3 separate regions of the Mus musculus genome follow, and all the other regions are linked to region 2. The links are chromatin loops, found by intact Hi-C in ENCODE. Cell type or tissue: heart. All regions are shown on one strand.

Region 1 (2,500 bases), 78 kb after region 2:
TTAGCATGCAGAAGCAGCTTCCCAAGTACAGAGGGCAAACTGATCAACAGCACTGCACGATCTCCCAGTAATATTTGTTATACCCTTATGCATCTGTAATGAGTTGAATGCATTGCTAAGCATTGAATTCTTTTCCTGTAGGAGTGGAAAGGATAGGGCCTGATTTCCTGCGCTTTTGCAGTGTCTAAGTCGATGAGAATATGTTTAGTATCGTGTGACATTTTTTTAAAAAATCTTTTAACACATTTATATTTATCTCTTAAAATTCTAGAATTTTTTTTATATAGCAAATATACTGTTTTAACTAAGTAGTCAGAAAGTAATAGTGAGCCTACTATTAGAGGTTATTATGGGGTGTTTCTTTGCCTTTTCTTTTTAGTAAAGTGGATTGAACCTAGTACCTCACGCATGTCAGGTAGGTGTTTAAGTTGAATCTGCAGCCCTAATAGTTTGATGTTGAAGATGAAGGAAGCAAAGATCATGTTTAATTCTCTTAGGCATATCTTGAGGTAATCTGTGGAGAGCATTTACTTAGAAAAAATAGAAAACTGTTGTTCTATATTATTAAATGTCATTTCTTTTGTCCTTTTTTTTTTTTTTTTTTTTTTTTTGACGTCACAGGGCTTGAATCCAGCCAGCTAGGAAAGAGCTCTGTAACTGAGCTAGAGCCCCAGCACACGTCTCTTTCTTCTCTCTTTTCTTGATTTAGATAAGGTCTTACTACCCATGCTGGCCTGGATTTCATAGATGTCAGGCTGATCTACAACTCACAGCAGTCCTGCTTCAGATTCCCAGCTGCTGGCATTAGTTTCTCTCTTTCCTTCTCTCTGTGTATATGGTGTGTGTGTGTGTGTGTGTGTGTGTGTGTGTGTGTGTGTGTGTGTAGGTCAGAGGTGACTTGTACAGAGAGAGAGAGAGAGAGAGAGAGAGAGAGGTGTTTCTCGTTCTACCATGTGATTCTGGGTTTTCAGAACTCAGGTTTTCAGGCTTTACCCACTGAGTCATTTCACCATCTGATGTTTTCTTTTTATAAATAGCCATAATACTTTAAATTTCTTAGAGCATCAAAAATAACAACAAAGTTATTTTCATAATGTAGCAAAATTGACATGTCTGCCATCTGGTGGCCGTTTCTTATAATGGCATGTAAAATGTTCACACATTTTGAGTATCCTTAGACAGAAAACCCTGTCCTAGCGCTCTAGTTCACTTCCAATCCCAGAAGCTTCTCCCTCTTTCTTGATAAACTATATCTGTTTCTGTAACAAACATTCATATTTTGGGTTCTGGGTGGACTGAAGAAAGAATATTTTGCTTTTGCTTTTGTTTTTAGTTTTGTTTTTGTTTTTGTTTTTTTTTTTTTAAGACAGGGTTTCTCTGTGTAGCCCTTACTGTTCTGGAACTCACTCTGTAGACCTGGCTGGCCTCAAACTCAAAGAACCAATCCACCTGCCTTTGCTTCTCAAGTGCTGGAATTAAAGGCATGTGCCAGCACTATCCAGCAAAAAAAAAAAAAAAAAAAAAAAAAAAGATTTTTAAAAATATCTCCTGCATAAATAAATGTTTAGCTGATGAAAATGTCCTATTGTGAATTCAATGGAAAACAAAAGGAAAGAGTTATGTAGAAGATAATCCAAACCGCCCTAATAGCAACTCCATCAGAATGTGGGGGCACACTTAAATCTTTACATCCAGCAAAGAATTTCAAAGAATAAAAAAATTTACCTACAGACTAATTTATTCTTTTGCCTAGAGTAAGCAAATGCAAATCTGTTAAATTTATACTTAGGATGAGATTAGAATGCAAGAATCTTCTTTATTCTTATAAAACATTGCGATTACATTTCTATTACTTGGTTAGCTCCTTCTCGGAGGACAGATGATGAAATCCCCCCGCCACTCCCTGAACGGACACCCGAGTCTTTTATTGTGGTTGAGGAAGCCGGTGAGTACAGTCAGTAAGTATGAAGTGTGTGTCCCTTCTCAGGTCCCTTCAGTGTTCTATGTGCTGCTGCTGCGCATCCATCTGCCTCCTTTAAATATAACCTCCTTCCTAAGAACTGGCCATACCTGCTTTCTCGCAGGAGAGCCCTCACCACGTGTTACCGAATCCTTACCTCTGGTGGTAACATTTGGAGCATCACCAGAATGCAGTGGGACATCTGAAATGAAGAGCCATGACTCTGTAGGGTTTACACCAAGCAAGGTTTGTCCTTTTCTGACTCAACTCATTTGTATTCAACTGACTGTAGTTTTATTCTACACACTTAATTGTTTAGACATATTTATTTTATTTTAGGTGTTAGAATGTTTTGCTTGTATGTATACATGTGTATCTGTGCCTGCAGAAGTCAAAAGAGGGCATGGGATCCTCTGGAACTGGATTTGGGGATGGTTGTGAGCCACCATGTGAGTGCTGGGAACGGAACCCAGGTCTCCTGCCAGAGCAACAAGTGCTCTAACTGCTGCGCTATCTCTCCAGACCCTTCTCTTCATTTGG
Region 2 (2,500 bases):
AGTAACCATAGACTTCTCTTTCATCAAGGAAAGCTGACCGAGTTCTGAACCACTCTCATGTAAGCTGTTATAAGGATTCCCAAGAAATCTCTCCTTCCTCTTCTGTCTCCCACCCTTTGTACAGATTTAAACTCAGAATCTGAAAACAGTCTAAATAAAGATTCTCACACTTTCTCCTATCATGATAATCCCAGCCATGGGTGGGAAACAACTGTCAAAAAAAGTTCCAGTCTCACACCAGCCACTTCTACTGACACAGACAAGATGAGGAGATGTTAGACAATATGTGTTTTTATCTAGCACATTAGATGAATTATTGGGGGCGGGCAATGAGTGTTGGGGATCTAACTTAGGGTTCTTGCACACACTAAACAAGTGTTCTATCACTGAACAGTCTGGTAGATTCTTAAATGCAAATTAGGAAAGCACTGGTTTTTGAAAAGATAGGAATCATTTCCTTGACTAAAAACCTCCAGGTAGTTAACTAGAAGCCAGTCTCATTCCGGGATCAATTCCCACATTTGTAAAAATTCAGTCCTTATGTCTCCCACTCGGTAATCCCCCAAACTGTGACAGATCAGAAGTCCCCACCCAGATTCCTGGACTAGGTCTCAGCGATCAAATCCCAGCCCCAATACCTGCAGGCGACGATGCAAGAGGCAAGCAGTGATGGGAGAGCAGTAGAGGGGCCGGGCCCAAGTGCTAGACAAACCCACCGTGTGGTCACAGTGCATGTGGGTTAAGAAGAAGAGCCGCGCCGAACCGGCACGGCGCAGGCTCCAAAAGTCCACAGCAATGGGCGTTTGGGGGATTACGACCCCGTTCATGGTGGCAGAGTTGAGGTGTCACCCAGTGGGGTCTTCGCGGGAACCGCACTCCTGAGTGAGGTTTCCACGACAGCGTCCCAATGACAAGTGGACTCTGGAACAAGTCCAGAAGCCCTAAAGGAAAACCATCCCAGAAACGGAATTAGTAGACAGAGTGAGAAAAAAGAAGGTGGCCGCGCTCGGGACGATCAGGATGAAAGCGCCCAACGCGGAAGAAGTCGGGAGAGCATCACTCACAACCGCGCGCTGGAGCTCGGGCCCAGTCCCCACATTGTCAAAGCTCGCGCGGCGGCGGGGAGACAGACCCTAGTAGTTGATTTCCGATCGCCGGCCGCGGCGCTCACACAGTGAGCTGCGCGCCTGCGCCGAGGGGGAGAATGGGTGGGGGAAGGGCGTCCGGAGGTCGGTGCCCCCCCCCCCCCCCCCCCGGACCTGCGCTCGGCGCTCGGCGCGACCCGGAAAGCTGCTCCTTGTGTCTCAGGGCGACGGGGCGGGATTTCCGCAGGAAGCTGTCTGGGGTGTCCTCGGCCACTGGGACTAGATTCCCAGGGAGGAGGCTGTGCTAGGTCTTTGGCCTTTTGCTAGTGTAGAATTCGTAACTGGGCCTAGAGAGAGTTGAGATCTGCTGGGCAGAGCCAACGGCCTGTGGGTCTCCGGGCGGCTCCTGAAGGGTCGGGGCTCGCCCGAGGACCCAAGAATGTGTTCCGCCCTGGGGGGCAGGCACAGCAAAGTGACATCTCGCCGTTAGTGTTTTCACTGACTACATCTCCTTTATTCAGGCTCCCACATCGAAATTAGGAGGAGCCCACGAGTTCCCTACGGGTCTGTGGAAACTGTCCCGTGAGTGTTGGCGACGATGCCATACCTTGGCTCTGAGGACGTGGTGAAGGAACTGAAGAAGGCTCTGTGTAACCCTCATATTCAGGCTGATAGGCTGCGCTACCGGAATGTCATCCAGCGAGTTATTAGGTATCACCAACCTACCATAGAATTCTAACTCCCCCCCCCCCCCCCCGGCCCCACTTTTAATCCTCTTCAGAGCTCTGCGATCACTCTGAAAAAGTTAAAGAAGGGCAGTTTTATCTTTTGGCCTTGAGGCTGCATTTCTGGGTTGTCATCTCAGTCTTCCGTGTGGAACACCATGCCCAGTTGAGAGGTCTCCTTCATACCACAGGCTTTAGCAATTGCGGCTGACTCCTGGTTCAATGACTTAACGTAGAACAGTTCTCCCTTTTTTCTAGATTCAGACCTGTATATCTTTCTGCTTGCTTTACATTTCGACTTGGATAGTTCATCAAAGATATGACCAAAATAATACTATCATTCTTCTCCTCTTTAAACCTACTATTCTGCTTGTATTTGTGTTATGAATGTCACCAGGCACCCTACCAAGCTTGCTAGTCAACCTTGAAAACATTGTCTACTGTCAGGTGGTATGAAAAATTCAAAATATCAATTCTTGTTCTTAAAGTTGTACTGTTGTTGGCTCAGGCTGTAATTACCAAAGCCTGTTGTGGTAGTTTATTAATAAGTAGCCTTGTCTCCTCACTTTGGTTAGGATTTTTTCTATTATATATGTTTGAACGTGTAACTAATCTATAGTTGTAGCTCAAAACTGTAGGTAGGACACAAAAGTCCCATGGGGTCCTTTTTTAAAAAATCGTGATCTAGGG
Region 3 (2,500 bases), 56 kb before region 2:
CAGTTTCAAAAATATTTCTGCAAGTAACAGATCCACTTGTTACAAATACTGGTTCCAAACAAGAAGCCTTCTGAGCAGAGAAACTGCAAACACGTCTGCTACCATAGGCAGAATTTAAAACAAAACAGAACAGAACAGAAAATAAGAGATGTTAAGTCACACCATGCGTCTTTCCATAAGCCAACACCTGCGCAAGACAAAGCGTGTAGTTTAATACAGAGCAAGAAATAACATTCCAATGGGAGGCAGAAATCTGGCGTTCCAAGCGACGAACTGTTTTGACAGAGGAAGAACAAAAATATGCAAAGCTTAACAAATGGCTAGAGCAAACTTAAGAAGAGCAGCAAAGGTGAAAGGTCAACTGACATTTCCAATCTCAAAACTATTATAAGTGAGCAAATTAAAAGGTGGGCTGGAATTGTGTCTGACTCCCTGGCACTCAGGTTTGATGCTTATGAGAAACAACCCACAGGTGACACAACTGCAAACCAAACAAGCTCCATGCAAGTATGTTTCAGAAAGCGTTTCCATTCATGAACACTTGAGAGGTAACAGAAATTTAAATCCACTGCGAAAGATAAATACCAGGAGATTCAAAAGTATCATTTAGGTTTGCAGGGGCTTACCTAATTTTAAATGTCAAATAATGAAATGCTGGATTTGAGATAATTCTAATTCACCAAAATAAACCAAAACAAAACACAGCCTAAATCACTCTGGAGGTTACAAATCCTAGAATACACTGCAAAGCCAGCTGTCTTGTTTCCATCTCTGAGCTGGACACACCCACCACTCAGCTATCTGAGCTGACTCTCTCCTTGGGACTTCTAAACAAAGATACTGTGCTTGCAAGTTTGTCAGCCATATTTCCATCTTTGTACTGCAATTTATTTGTAACATAATTTGTCAGAACAATCCCTACAAATAGGTCCACTTTTAATTTCTGATGAGCAGAATGCTCTAAGTGTATTTAATGGGAACACCCTTACATGGAAGATGAAAGGTGCCACTGATCATGAATGGCAAAAGCACTATCTTCAGACAGTCACAGAAGGAAGTTCACGGGATGAGAAAGCCATACGTTAAGGCCATTTTAAACATTTCCATACACACGAAAGTATTAGGAGATTACAATAACAAAAAGGAGCAGCTAGCTTGACAGGGAGTTCAAGTTTTGGCATCTGGATTCCTGTGGCAGGGCCACATGGAAGGCTGTTCATTTGCTCCCATCTCATAAGACCAGGGTAAGAGAGGGTAGAAAACAGGTGGAGTGCTGAAGCTTGCCTGCGGCTACACAGAGAGCTTTAACCACACCAGGCTTGCAAAGAAGAACCTCACAGATCCTCAGAGTCAAACAGTGCTTCAGCAAATGTTGGGGAGGAAACAATGAGACATTAAAGATGTAGCAAGGACACAGCCACAAGATGGCACATGCTTCCATGCCCTCTGCAAAGACTAAGCTAGGTTTTTTGGTTTTGTTTTTTGAATGAGAAAACCAGAAGAACAGAACAAAAACAAACAGGAAAAAATAAAAAAAGAAAGAAACCAAAGAAACTCCGTTAGTAACACAATCAAGTGAGGGAATTACCAGTACAGCAGCAGTCTGTTCAACCAGCGCCGGCCGGCCTGCTGCGCAGCTCAGGGTAAAGGGCACCGCATACTGCGGCGTGATGGTGGCTACTTGAGGGTGGAGAGTTGCTACCATTAGTGGTGTACAGCTTCCCTGAAATGTAGATCAGGCAGGTGAGTGAATGAACACCGAGGCAGGTTATCTGGGTTCAGACGGGTTTGCATCCCCCCAAGTTATAACTGACAATGAGCTAATTTCCTACCACCTAAACGCACATGCCAAACACAACCTTTCCTTTTCAGCCGTGAGTGGCTTTAGCCCACTACGCCAAAAGTCAATGATATCAGGTAAAAAGAGATATAGGAATCTTAGGTATAAGCTATAGGTCTAGGTCTTGAACCAGATTCAGAACATCCTATAGAACACAGGCATTTCACTTATGAAGAAATCTTCCTTCTACTCACAAAATAAGTTTTTGGATTTCAGAATTTCTGGTTTGTTGTGGAGCACAAACATTTACACATGGAATTCAAAGTGTAATGTTGTATACTATACACATCCTTCATGATTTTGTCTATGACCTCAGTTTCTCGATCATCTGGAAAACTCTGTACTCTCATGACATTTCTCAATGTACAGAGCGCCATCTCTACAAGTCTAAAGAGACAATGGGAGAGTTGTAAAGGACAGGAATAAATATTCTGCTTTCTTAGAGATATTTCATTTTAAGACGTCTGAATCATGAGCAAGAAAGATCTTATAGTCAAAGCAAATACCACTTTTTTTTTTTTTTTCAGGACAAAATATTTGTTTCTCAATAGTGCTGCTCCGGCTTTTACCTGTGTGAGTACTCCTGACTGGATCTGCAGCGGCTGAGCAGCAGGCGCCTGGGGTACAATTGGCACAGCATTATCCATCCTCACAGGGAAT

Evidence for each region. Peaks named below come from ENCODE experiments on the same cell type or tissue, not always from the same donor. Only the 100,000 strongest peaks of a DNase experiment are listed, where the experiment ranks them.
Region 1: it touches region 2 in a loop (2.2-fold over the local background); 13 of 42 quality-filtered maps call a loop at or near these places.
Region 3: a loop joins it to region 2, with 2.8 times the contacts of the local background. A loop is called at or near these places in 6 of 42 quality-filtered maps.

The regions. Positions count from the first base shown.
Region 1 is chr3:103,886,651-103,889,150 of GRCm38, forward strand. It overlaps Ptpn22 (protein tyrosine phosphatase, non-receptor type 22 (lymphoid)), which reads left to right. Exons shown (of 21, transcript NM_008979.2): 14 at 1,862-1,945; 15 at 2,085-2,206. Among named protein-coding and RNA genes, the nearest start is that of Rsbn1, 26 kb to the right of the region's middle. In heart, a CTCF peak has its summit at 1,124 (motif pointing left); no DNase peak of the experiment used is centred here.
Region 2 is chr3:103,808,262-103,810,761 of GRCm38, forward strand. It overlaps Dclre1b (DNA cross-link repair 1B), which reads right to left and starts at 1,126. Exons shown (of 4, transcript NM_133865.2): 1 at 639-1,126. The coding sequence starts at 827. It overlaps Ap4b1 (adaptor-related protein complex AP-4, beta 1), which reads left to right and starts at 1,256. Exons shown (of 10, transcript NM_026193.2): 1 at 1,256-1,796. The coding sequence starts at 1,684. It overlaps Gm15471 (predicted gene 15471), which reads left to right. Exons shown (of 5, transcript NR_040412.1): 5 at 1-179. In heart, no CTCF peak of the experiment used is centred here; a DNase peak (open chromatin) is centred at 1,230; H3K4me3 peaks cover 2,500 bases; H3K27ac peaks cover 2,149 bases.
Region 3 is chr3:103,751,792-103,754,291 of GRCm38, forward strand. It overlaps Hipk1 (homeodomain interacting protein kinase 1), which reads right to left. Exons shown (of 16, transcript NM_010432.2): 9 at 2,410-2,500; 10 at 1,589-1,723. Among named protein-coding and RNA genes, the nearest start is that of Olfml3, 15 kb to the left of the region's middle. In heart, a CTCF peak has its summit at 1,417 (motif pointing right); no DNase peak of the experiment used is centred here.